Linked DNA regions of Homo sapiens: region 2 is linked to region 1. A link is a loop called in an ENCODE intact Hi-C map of the cell type or tissue named here. Cell type or tissue: OCI-LY7. All regions are shown on one strand. Each heading gives the region's core, and the rest is flanking DNA. Links, peaks and the distances in the headings are about the cores only.

Region 1 (5,384 bases), core at 242-5,241:
TTCTCACCTGGAAGCAATTTTTCCTACCTCCCCAGAGGACATTTGGCAACGTTTGGAGGTATTTTTAGCTGTCACAACTGGAGATGGTGCTACTGACATCTAGTGGGTAGAGGCCAGGGATGCTGTTAAACACCTTACAAGGACAATGTACAGGATGGCCCCTCACAGCAAAGGATTATCAGACCCAGATGGCAATGGCCAAATTGAGAAACCCTGACTCTTTTCTGTAGGCACTACTTCCTCTTTAGCCCTCTCAGATCATCTGTGTTTTCTCATACCACTGGGTTTGGAGGCGGAGTGGGAGTCTTTTTCCTTTCTTATTGCTGCTTGCAAACAATTCTCCCTCCCCAAATCCTTAAAAAAGCCCAGCTTAACTTTGAATTTTACATCATCAGACATTATCACCCACTACCTCTCCTTACTGCAGTCATCTACAGATTTTCACTCCTTTCATTGTCATTCTCTCCAACACTAAAACCATCTTAAACCTTGGTGACTTCATCATCCACACAGATGATCCTTCCAACATCTTGGACTCTCAGTTCCTTGTATTCCACTCCTGCAGGGAGTACGACTCTCCACCACAGTCACTTCCTCACCTACATTGCCATAATTGCCATCATCTGAATTCCACTTTCTGAGCACTACATCCTATCATTTTAGCCCACTCCCTATAGTAGGTTTATTTCAACAAATTTTTGATCTCATTAGGTAGTGAGTGATAATGTCTGATGATGTCATTAGGACAACCAATCCATCAATCAACTGCATAGTATTTATACTATGAAAATCAACAAATCTACAAATTAGTGTTCTTTTCCTCTTTCTTTCAGAAAGCTAGTTGTTAAACATTTAACTCTTGTGTATTCATGGGATATACCTTAAGCAATCTATGTATGTGTGTGTATGTATATATATGTATGTATATATGTACACATATATAAAATGTTGCTTTGCACATTTAAACATTTTATATACCTGGTTTACTATAGTATGTTTTCTGATATAACTTTCCCTCCACAGCATTTAGGTTATGAGATGCATTCATGTTGATATGTGTAACTCTGGATTACTGTTTTTTTGTTTTGTTTTGTTTTGTTTTTGAGACAGAGTCTCACTCTGTTGCCCAGGCTGGAGTGCAGTGGCATGATCTCAGTTCATTGCAGCCTCTGCCTCCCAGATTCAAGTGATCTTCCCACCTCAGCCTCCTGAGTGGCTGGGACTATAGGCCTGCACCACCATGCCTGGCTAATTTTTGTATTTTTAGTAGAGAAGCAGTTTCGCCATGTTGGCCAGGCTGGTCTGGAACTCCTGACCTCAGGTGATCCGCCCGCCTTGGCCTCTCAAAGTGCTAGGACTACAGGTATGAGCCAAGGTGTTGGCTGGTTCATTCATTTTTACTGTTCTGCCCTACACGGCAAGAATGTAAGCTCCATGAAGGCAAAGATTTTTATTGGTTTTATTTTCTGCTATATTCCTAGGATTTGGAACAGTGCCTGGCACAAAGCAGGCTCATATTTATTTGAAAAAACAGGCCCAGGACAGTGGCTCACACCTGTAATCCCAGCACTTTGGGAGGCCGAGGTGGGCGGATCACTTGAGGTCAGGGGTTTGAGACCAGCCTGGCCAACATGGGGAAACCCCATCTCTAATAAAAATACAAAAATTAGCTGGGTGTGGTGGCTCACACCTGTAATCCCAGATGCTTGGGAGGCTGAGGCAGGAGAATCACCTGAACCTCGGAGGTGGGGGTTGCAGTGAGCAGAAATTGTGCCACTGCACGCCAACCTGGGCAACAGAGTGACACTCCGTCTCAAAATAAAAAAAGAAAGAAAGAAAGAAAAAGAAATGAATGGTGTGCCTGAAATTCTACCTTTGCCACTTATTTAATTTAAAATATTGCTAGGTTATTTTTCTTTTTGTTTCTGTTTTTGGTTTTTATTTTTTTGCTGTCCCTTGCGGAGCAGGGCTACCCCATACGCGGTGTGCGCGGAGTAGCCTATGTTGCTGTTTGGTAGCTTAGTAGATCTTACTACACTGAACCACTTGGGTTTTCAAACCTTGTCAAGGAATTTATTTTGCATATCATTTGTAACCAGAAGAGGGCAAGCTTGGAGAGAAAAAGAAATTGGTGAGAAACGGAAACAAGTCCTAAATGCAGGACGCTGCCTGTTTTGAATGTCTACAGCCACCAGGTGGCAGTATGAGCATGCTGGAAATTTAAGGTCGGTGATCCAGGCTACAGAGGTCTCCAGATGCAGATGGGTGCCCCAAACTTACACATTTTCCACTTTATTTCTCCTTTTGGCCAACTTGTCATTTTTTAACATCATTATTATGCAGATTTATATAAGTTGATACTTTCTATTTTCCCTTACATTTGACAATACTAAATTTAAAATATTGGCGCATAACAGATAATAAAAATCACAAGGCAGGGGGCAGTGGCTCACGCCTGTAATCCCAGCACCTTGGAAGCCTGAGAGAGGAGAATCGCTTGAGCCCTGGAGCCTGGGCAACATGGGGAGACCTTGTCTCAAAAAAAAAAAAATCTACGCGTGGTGGTGAGCACCTATGGTCCCAGCTACTTGGGAGGCTGAGGTGGGAGGATCACTTGAGCTCAGGAGGTCGAGGCTGCAGTGAGCTGTGCCACTGCATTCCAGCCTGGGCGAGAGCGAGACCATGTCTCAAAAAAACAAAAAACAAAAACAAAACAAAACAACAAACAAAAAGACAAAAAGCAAAACAAAACAAAAAACTCATATAACATACAAATCACTTTTAAGCCTGTCTGCTTCCTTGCTTTCTGCCTGCTTGCTTGCTTCCTTTTCTTTCTTTCTCTCTCTCTCTTTCTCTCTTTCTTTCTTTCTTTCTTTTCTTTGTCTTTCCCTCCTTCCCTCCCTTCCTTCCTCCCTCCCTCCCTCCTTTCCTTCCTTCCTTCCTTCCTTCTTGCCTTTTCTTTTCTTTTCTTTCTTTTTTGACATGATCTGACTCCATCACCCAGGCTGGAGTACAGTGGCACGATCTCGGCTCACCGCAACCTCCGCCTCCTGGGTTCAAGCAATCCTCCCACCTCAGCCTCCTGATTATCTGGGACTACAGGTGTGTGCTACCATGCCTGGCTAATTTTTGTATTTTCTGTAGTGATGGGGCCTTGCCATGTTGCCAAGGCTGGTCTCCAACTCCTGAGCCCAAGCAATCTGCCTGCCTTGGCCTCCCAAACTGCTGGGATTGCAGGCTGGAGTCACTGTGCCAGCCCTTAAACCATTTTAAAGTGTAAAAATCAGTGGGTTACCTTAAACCATTTTAAAGTGTAAAATACAGTGCGTTTTAGTATAATATATTCACAATGTTGTGCTACCATCACCATGACCTAATTCTGGAATATTTACATTAAACCAAAAGGAAACCTTATACCCATTCAGTCACTTGCCAGCCTCCCCCCATCTTCTGACAAGTACTAATCTACTTAATGTCTCTATGGATTGCCTGTTCTGGGGATTTCAGGTAAATGGAATCATACAATATAGCAACATTTTTTTTTTTTTTTTGAAACAGAGTCTTGTTCTGTTGCCCAGGCTGGAGTGCACTGGTGCAATCTCAGCTCACTGCAACCTCTGCCTCCTGGGTTCAAGCGATTCTCCTGCTTCAGCCTCCAGAGTAGCTGGGATTACAGGTGCCTGCCACCATGCCTGGCTAATTTTTGTATTTTTAGTAAAGACTGGGTTTCACCATGTTAGCCAGGCTGGTCTTGAACTCCTTAACTTAGGTGATCCACCCATCTCAGCCTCCCAAAGTGCTGGGATTACAGGCATGAGCCACTGCACCCGGCCAGCAGCACATATTTTTAATCGCAATATTTATCTATGGCATCATACAGATGGACACTGGAGACAGATGGGGGACGTTGAAGGCACGTGAGGGATGAAAAACTATCTGTTCGGTACAATGTACACTATTCAGGTGACCTGTGCACTAAACATCTAGACTTCACCATTCCACAATTAATCCATGTAACCAGAAACCACTTGTACCCCTAAAGCTATTGAAATTAAAAAATGTTATAAAGGACTTATCTATGGCATCGAAATAAGGCTATGTTTTTAGGAATTTCATCTAAAATATCAAAGTTATATACAAGGTGGAAAAATATACATTTTGGAACAATTAGTAACCCTAACTTCCTTTAATATTACATAATAAAAATTTAAGGGCTACCTAAATTGTGTTTGCCTGCCTTCTTGGGCAGGGACGCACTTTGATTGTCTTAATTGCAATGAGATAGAGACTGAAGAATGGAAGTGATGGAGAATGATTAGCAGGATTCATGTTCCCTTAATTCCCTAGCAAATAAAATGCAAAGCAATATCCAGACATTACCCATCACGTTTTCAAGCTCCTACGTAGTCTTCATGGCTCTGAGCTCAGAGCTGGCTGCAAGTGGTCCCTGATGGGTTTTGCCCACGGCACAGGCACGGCACCTCTGGAGACAGCTGGGCTAATGTTCAGCAAAGGTTGGCAGAAGCAGGGAGAGGGGTTTGTCTTCCTTTCATAACTTTTCCAAAAATAGAACTTGTGAGTTCATGGCAACATTTAGTCACAACTTAATTTTGTAAATAGAGACAGGGTCCCACTCTTTCACCTGGACTGGCATGCAGTGGTGTGATCATAGCTCACTGTAGCCTTGAACACCTGGGCTCAAAGAATCCTCCTGCCTCATTCTTTCAAGTAGCTGGGACTTACAGGTGCGCACCACCATACCCAGCTAATTTCTTTTGAATTTTTGGTAGAGACAGGGTTTTGCCATGTTGCCCAGGCTGGTCTTGAACTCCTGGGCTCAAGGGATACTCCCACCTTGCCCTCCCAAAGTGCTGGGATTACAGGTGTGAGCCACCATACCCGGCCTCCTTCTTTTTCTTTATTATTATTATTTTTTAGATGGAGTCTTGATCTGTCACCCAGGCTGGAGTGGAGTGGCATGATCTCAGCTCACTGCAACCTCTGCCTCCCGGGTTCAAGCTATTCTCCTGCCTCAGCCTCCTGAGTAGTTGGGACTACAGGCACATGCCACCACGCGTGGCTAATTTTTGTATTTTTAGTACAGACAGGGTTTCACCATGTTGGCCAGGATGGTCTCGATTTCCTGACCTCGTGATCCACTGGTCTCGGCCTGCCAAAGTGCTGGGATTACAGGCGTGAGCCACTGTGCCCAGCCTCCTCCTCCTCCTCTGCCTCCTCCTCCTCCTCCTCCTTCTTCTTCTTCGAAATTTCTCTCTCTCTCTCATGTTTTGAGACGTAGTCTTGCTCTGTTGCCCAGGCAACAAGAGGAGTGCAGTGGCACGATCTCGGCTCACTGCAGCCTCTGCCTCGCAATTCTCCTGCCT
Region 2 (5,384 bases), core at 266-5,265, 450 kb before region 1:
GGACACTCATCAGGATGACCTACCTGCAGAAAGGAGCTACCCACTTCAGGTCTCCTGAGAGCTGTTCTGTCACTCAATGAAGCTCCTCTCCACCTTGCTTGCCCTCTCCACCTTGCTTGCTTACCTCATTCTTCCTGGATTCAGGATAAGAGCTCAAGACCCAACAAATGACAGGACTGAAAGAGCTATAACACAAACAGGCATGAAACACGCCCCCCTGCTTGCCATGTTATGGACAACAAGAAGGAGAGAAGAGCTGTGGCCCTTCGGGAAGCCCAGACCTAGGGACTCCCCAGCCAGGGCTGTGACACCCTCTTTAGGGCTGTGTGGTTCCTGGCATCTCCAAGCTTCCGGGTGCCACTGTGTTCCCTTCATCCAGATGTGGGTGTCTGCAACAGAATCTGCACACAGAACATTTGGACCAGCCACAGCCTCGCACGGAGCCAGCACCTGTGCTGGCGCCTGGAGCTGCCTGCCTTGCCACAGTAGCCAGCCTGCCTGGCTGTGCACAGTGGCCGGACCCCACGCTCACTGGCCCACACACTCCTCACCATTCTGAACCTGGTTTGCTGTTGGCAGGTGTGGGATCCGGGCCGGTAGCCTGAGCTGAGCACAGCTTGCCAGGCCGAGTGGGCAAAACAAGTCCAGCAGGTGCAAGCAATATTCAGGCAGAAGGTACCACTAGCCACAGAGGTTTCTGGCTGGTGAAGCAACACCCTAAGGATCCTGTGACATATGTATGTATACATGTGTGTATGTATGTATCATCTATCTATCTATCTATCTATCTATCTATCTATCTATCTATCTATCTATCTTTCCATCCATCCATTCATCTTATTGGTTCTGTTTCTCTGGAGAATCCTGACTAATATACTCAGTTTTTCCATTTAAGTGTTTAGGTCAGCATTTTGAAAGCCCTAAATGGCAATACTGCCTTAGGCAGCTACAATATTAAACAACTGCTGCTTATTGTCTTTGTCAAATTCCCTGCTGGCGGAGCTGTTTGCACAAAGTGAGCTCTGATTCATGTCAAATAAATACAAGCCCTGAGAACGGAGCTTTTCAGTAAGGTGCCAGACAGGCTGAACACTAAAAACACCCTAGGGATGAGGCTTTTGAGGACCTCTTAACCTGTTCTGACTTCTCCAATGACAGTGGGCTGGTGGGTTTCACAGCTACCATAGTTGTGAAGCTGTTGGTTTTTAAGGCTACTATAAAGCTAGAGAGAGTGAGAAGGGATTAGGAAGAGTTAAAACACCTCAAGTCTCATTGTTATGAGATTCAGCCATTTGTCTTAAATAACTACTTCTTGGATTGTTATAAGCTTTTAGTTAGTTTCCAGAGATCTGAAAAAGTTAATTTTGACAATTTCCCAGTGTTCCTGTTGCTTTTATGGAGGAGTAGATTTTCAGAGGCCCTTATTTTACCTTTCTGGGAGTTGAGGTCACACTTACCATTCATACGTCATATTGTAAAATATACACACGACTGGCTGGGCATGGTAGCTCACACTTGTAATCTCAGCACTTCGGGAGGCCAAGGTAGGCAGATTACCAGAGGTCAGGAGTTGGAGACCAGCTTGTCCAACATAGTGAAACCCCGTCTCTGCTAAAAATACAAAAAAAAAAAAAAAAATTAGCCAGGCATGGTGGCAGGCACCTGTAATCCCAGCTACCTGGGAGGCTGAGGCAGGAGAATCACTTGAACCCAGGAGGTGGCAGTTGCAGTGAGCCAAGATTGCACAACTGTACTCCATGCTGGGCAACAGAGTGAGACTCTGTCTCAAAAAAAAATGCATGACATATATATTCCTTCCACTTCTGATTGGAAGTGAGTACCAACCTTCTGCTTAAAATTTTACGTATTTGATGACTGAAGAATTTTCCATAGACCAGCTTGTGGCTTAGCTGATGAAACCTGTTTAAAACTTGCTTCTCCTCCACTACTTAAATACTTTCAGTGCTGGTTACTGTAAGACATATTAGGAGATCTCAGGCCCTGCATCTTTGGCATCACAAGATAGGGTTGGCACAGTGGGACTAGGGACTATTCCTGAATGCCATTCTTACATTACAAGGGCTGGAAATAGCTTAACTGTATGGAAGTAACTGTGATCTACAAATATATATCCTGCTAGATGCCAAAAAATATATCCTCAGTTCAATTTGTGATTTGTTCCCAAAGATATATATGGCAATTTCAACACCACCAGATAGTTAAAAAAAAAAAAAAAAAAAGTATGATAGAGGGAAAATCAGGGTGAAATGAGACAATAGACTCAAGCTATTGTGGTTAAAATATCTTACTTTTATAAATTTTACAAAGCCAAATTGCTATGTGAACACATTGCTAGGCCCACAGCTTTGAAATCAGGCTGTTCAAGTTTAGAGACCCTGAATTTTAAGCTTGGATAATCCCCAGACCCCTGCCCACCACCTGGTCTTTTGTCTGATTTCTCTCTGGGTTTCTGCTTTTTTTTTTTTTTTTTTTTTTTCATTCTGCAGTCTCTGCAGACTGCTGCCTTTCTCTGCTTATCACATACACCGTCCAAATTGGCTGGCTGAGCCCCTTGTACATACTTCCAGTAGAACTGCTGCACACAAGCTCATCAACATCCATCTGTCCAGTGTCCAAAGAGAACATGATGCTCTTTACTTCAGCTTATTAATTGGGTCTCTTTGGTTTAGGTGTTCAACCTTAATCCAATAAACTGAGACCAGGTAGAGGTAAAGCCCCACAGAATAGGTACAGCTTTAGGAATCCCTCCTGTGGGTGAACAGAGGAGTAAGCAACTCACAGAAAATGGGAATTGGCTAAGTTGACACTTCAAGAAGTACTGGACTATAGAAAAGTTCAATAGGTTTAAGTAATAGGTACAGAAAACCTTCTCTAAACACTTAATATGCAAATATATTTTGGGATTTTTCACCAAGGATATATTTTACATGTCTCCCAAAATTGTCGCAAAGGTTCTCTACCAATCGCATGAGTCTGGTGAGAGAGACAGAACACTCACACAGGCTAGACAAAGATTTACTATGCACAGATAGATGAGCAGCAGGAATAAATAGAAGCCTAGGATCCACAGCAAGCCAGTCCTCTAAGGCTCAAGAAAGCTGCTGAGTGTGGAAAGGGTCTTATCTGTGTGTGCTCCACATTCCACTGCAGCTGAGGGACACTGAAAGCACTGTGCTCTGGGTTTTATACTCTAGGTGGCACTAGGATCACTGAGAACAAGCGCTGCAGTACACCCTGTTCTGGGAGGAACAAGGACACAATATGGATTATTCTGGACATCACCTCTCTATCTCAGAAAGTTGCATTCTCGGTTATTCTGAGAACTACAAGTTGCAGGGAGAGCTGGATTGGCCAAGATCACCCAAGGACCTATCCTCCTGTGGGTGCATTCCCAGAGAACCAGTTCAGGTTAGGGGAATCATAAGACTAGTTGTATTCCAAGAAACACATTTTGGGAAATGCTAGATTAAATAGTAACAAAGTTAATACAGGACAGGCACACATTTTATTTGCAGTATGCTTTATTGTGCTTCACAGATACTGCATGTTCTTTTGTTTGTTTTTTTTGCAAATTAATCGTTTGTGGCAACCCTGCATGGATCAAGTCTATCAGTACCATTTTTCCAACAGCATGTGCTCACTTTATTGTTTCTCTGAGTCACATTTTGGTAATTCTTGCAATATTTCAAACATTATTATTATTATCATTATCATTATATCTGTTATGGTGACCTGTGAACAGTGATGTTTGATGTTACTATTATAATTGTTTTGGAGCACCATGAACCGAGCCCATAAAACAGCGAATTTAATCAATAAATGTTGCGTGTGTTCTCACTGCTCCAGTGACCAGCTGTTCCCCATTTCTCTTTGTGTCCCCAGGCCTCTCTATTCCTCCAGACACAACAATATTGCAATTAAGCCAAGTAATAACCCTACAATAGCCTCTAAGTGTTCAAGTGAAAGAAGAGTTGCACATCTCTAACTTTAAATAAATAGCTAGAAATGACTATGCTTAGTGAGGAAGGCATGTTGAAAGCCAAGACTGGGAAGCTAGGCCTCTTGGCACCAAACAGCCACACTGTGAGTGAAAAGCAAACAAGCTTGGAGGAAATTTAAAGTGCTACTCCAGTGAACACATAAATGATAATAAAGCAAACCAGCCTTAATGCTGATATGAAGAAAGTTTTAGTGGTCTAAATAAATCAAACCAGCTACCACATTCCCTTAAGCCAAAACCTAACCCAGAGCAAGATCCTAACACTATTCAGTTCTATGAAAGCTGAAAGAAGTAAGGAAGTTGCCCAAGAAAATCTAGAAGATAGCAGAGGTTCGTTCCTGTGGTTTAAGGAAAGAAGCTATCTCCTTAACATGAAAGTGTAAGGTAAGGCAACAAGTGCTGATGTAGAAACTGTAGCAAGTTATCCAGAAGATCTAGCTAAGATCATCGAAGAGGGTGGCTACACCAAACAACAGATTTTCAATGTACATGAAACAACTTCTATTGGAAGAAGATGCCATCTAAGACTTTCATAGCTAGAGAGGAGAAGTCCATGCCTGTTTTCATACTTTCAAGGACAGGCTGACTCTTCTTGTTAGGAGTTAATGCAGTTGGTTACTTGAAGTTGAAGCCAGTGCCCATTTACCATTCCAAAAATCCTAGGGTCCTGACAAATTATGCTAAATCTGCTCTACCAGTGCTCTATAAATGGAACAACGATACCTAGCTGGCAGCACATCTGTTTACAACACAGCTTTCTGAATATTTTAAGTCCACTGTTGAGACCTACTGCTCAAAAAAAAAGGTGTCCTTTCAAAATATTACTGGTCATTGACAATGCACGTGGTCACCCAAGAGCTATAATGGTGCTATATGAGGAGATTAATCTTGTTTTCATGACTGCTAACACAATGTCTATTCTACAGCCCATGGATCAAGGAGTCATTTTGATTTTTAGGTGTTATTATTTAAAATATACATTTAATAAGGCTAGAGCTACCACAGACAGTGATTCTTCTGATGGAACTGGGCAAAGCACATAGAAAACCTTCTGGAAAAGATTCACCATTCTAGATGCCATTAAGAACATTTGTGATTAGGAGGAGGTCAAAATATCAACATTCACAGAAATTTGGAAGTTGATTCCAACCCTCACGGATGACTTTGAGAGGTTTGAAATTTCTGTGGAGAAAGTACCTGCAGATGTGGTGGAAATAGAAAAACAACTAGAATTAGAAGTGGAATTTGATGTGACTGAATTGCTGCAATCTCATGATAAAACTTGAATGGGTGAAGAGTTGCTTCTTATGGCTGAGCAAAGAAAGTGGTTGTTTGAAAAGGAATCTATTCATGGTGAAGACTC

Evidence for each region. A loop is a pair of places that touch in the nucleus more often than their neighbours do. Peaks named below come from ENCODE experiments on the same cell type or tissue, not always from the same donor. Only the 100,000 strongest peaks of a DNase experiment are listed, where the experiment ranks them.
Region 2: a loop joins it to region 1, with 2.9 times the contacts of the local background. A loop is called at or near these places in 11 of 110 quality-filtered maps.

The regions. Positions count from the first base shown.
Region 1 is chr7:23,544,984-23,550,367 of GRCh38, forward strand. No RefSeq gene overlaps it. Among named protein-coding and RNA genes, the nearest start is that of TRA2A, 16 kb to the left of the region's middle. RefSeq lists an enhancer at 1-31. In OCI-LY7, for the core only: CTCF peaks have their summits at 2,170 (motif pointing right) and 2,385; a DNase peak (open chromatin) is centred at 2,168; H3K27ac peaks cover 602 bases.
Region 2 is chr7:23,097,700-23,103,083 of GRCh38, forward strand. KLHL7-DT (KLHL7 divergent transcript) reads right to left here. Exons shown (of 3, transcript NR_046220.1): 3 at 3,529-5,384. LOC105375186 (a long non-coding RNA gene) reads right to left here and starts at 1,496. Exons shown (of 3, transcript XR_927096.2): 1 at 1,458-1,496. In OCI-LY7, for the core only: a CTCF peak has its summit at 3,258 (motif pointing right); no DNase peak of the experiment used is centred there.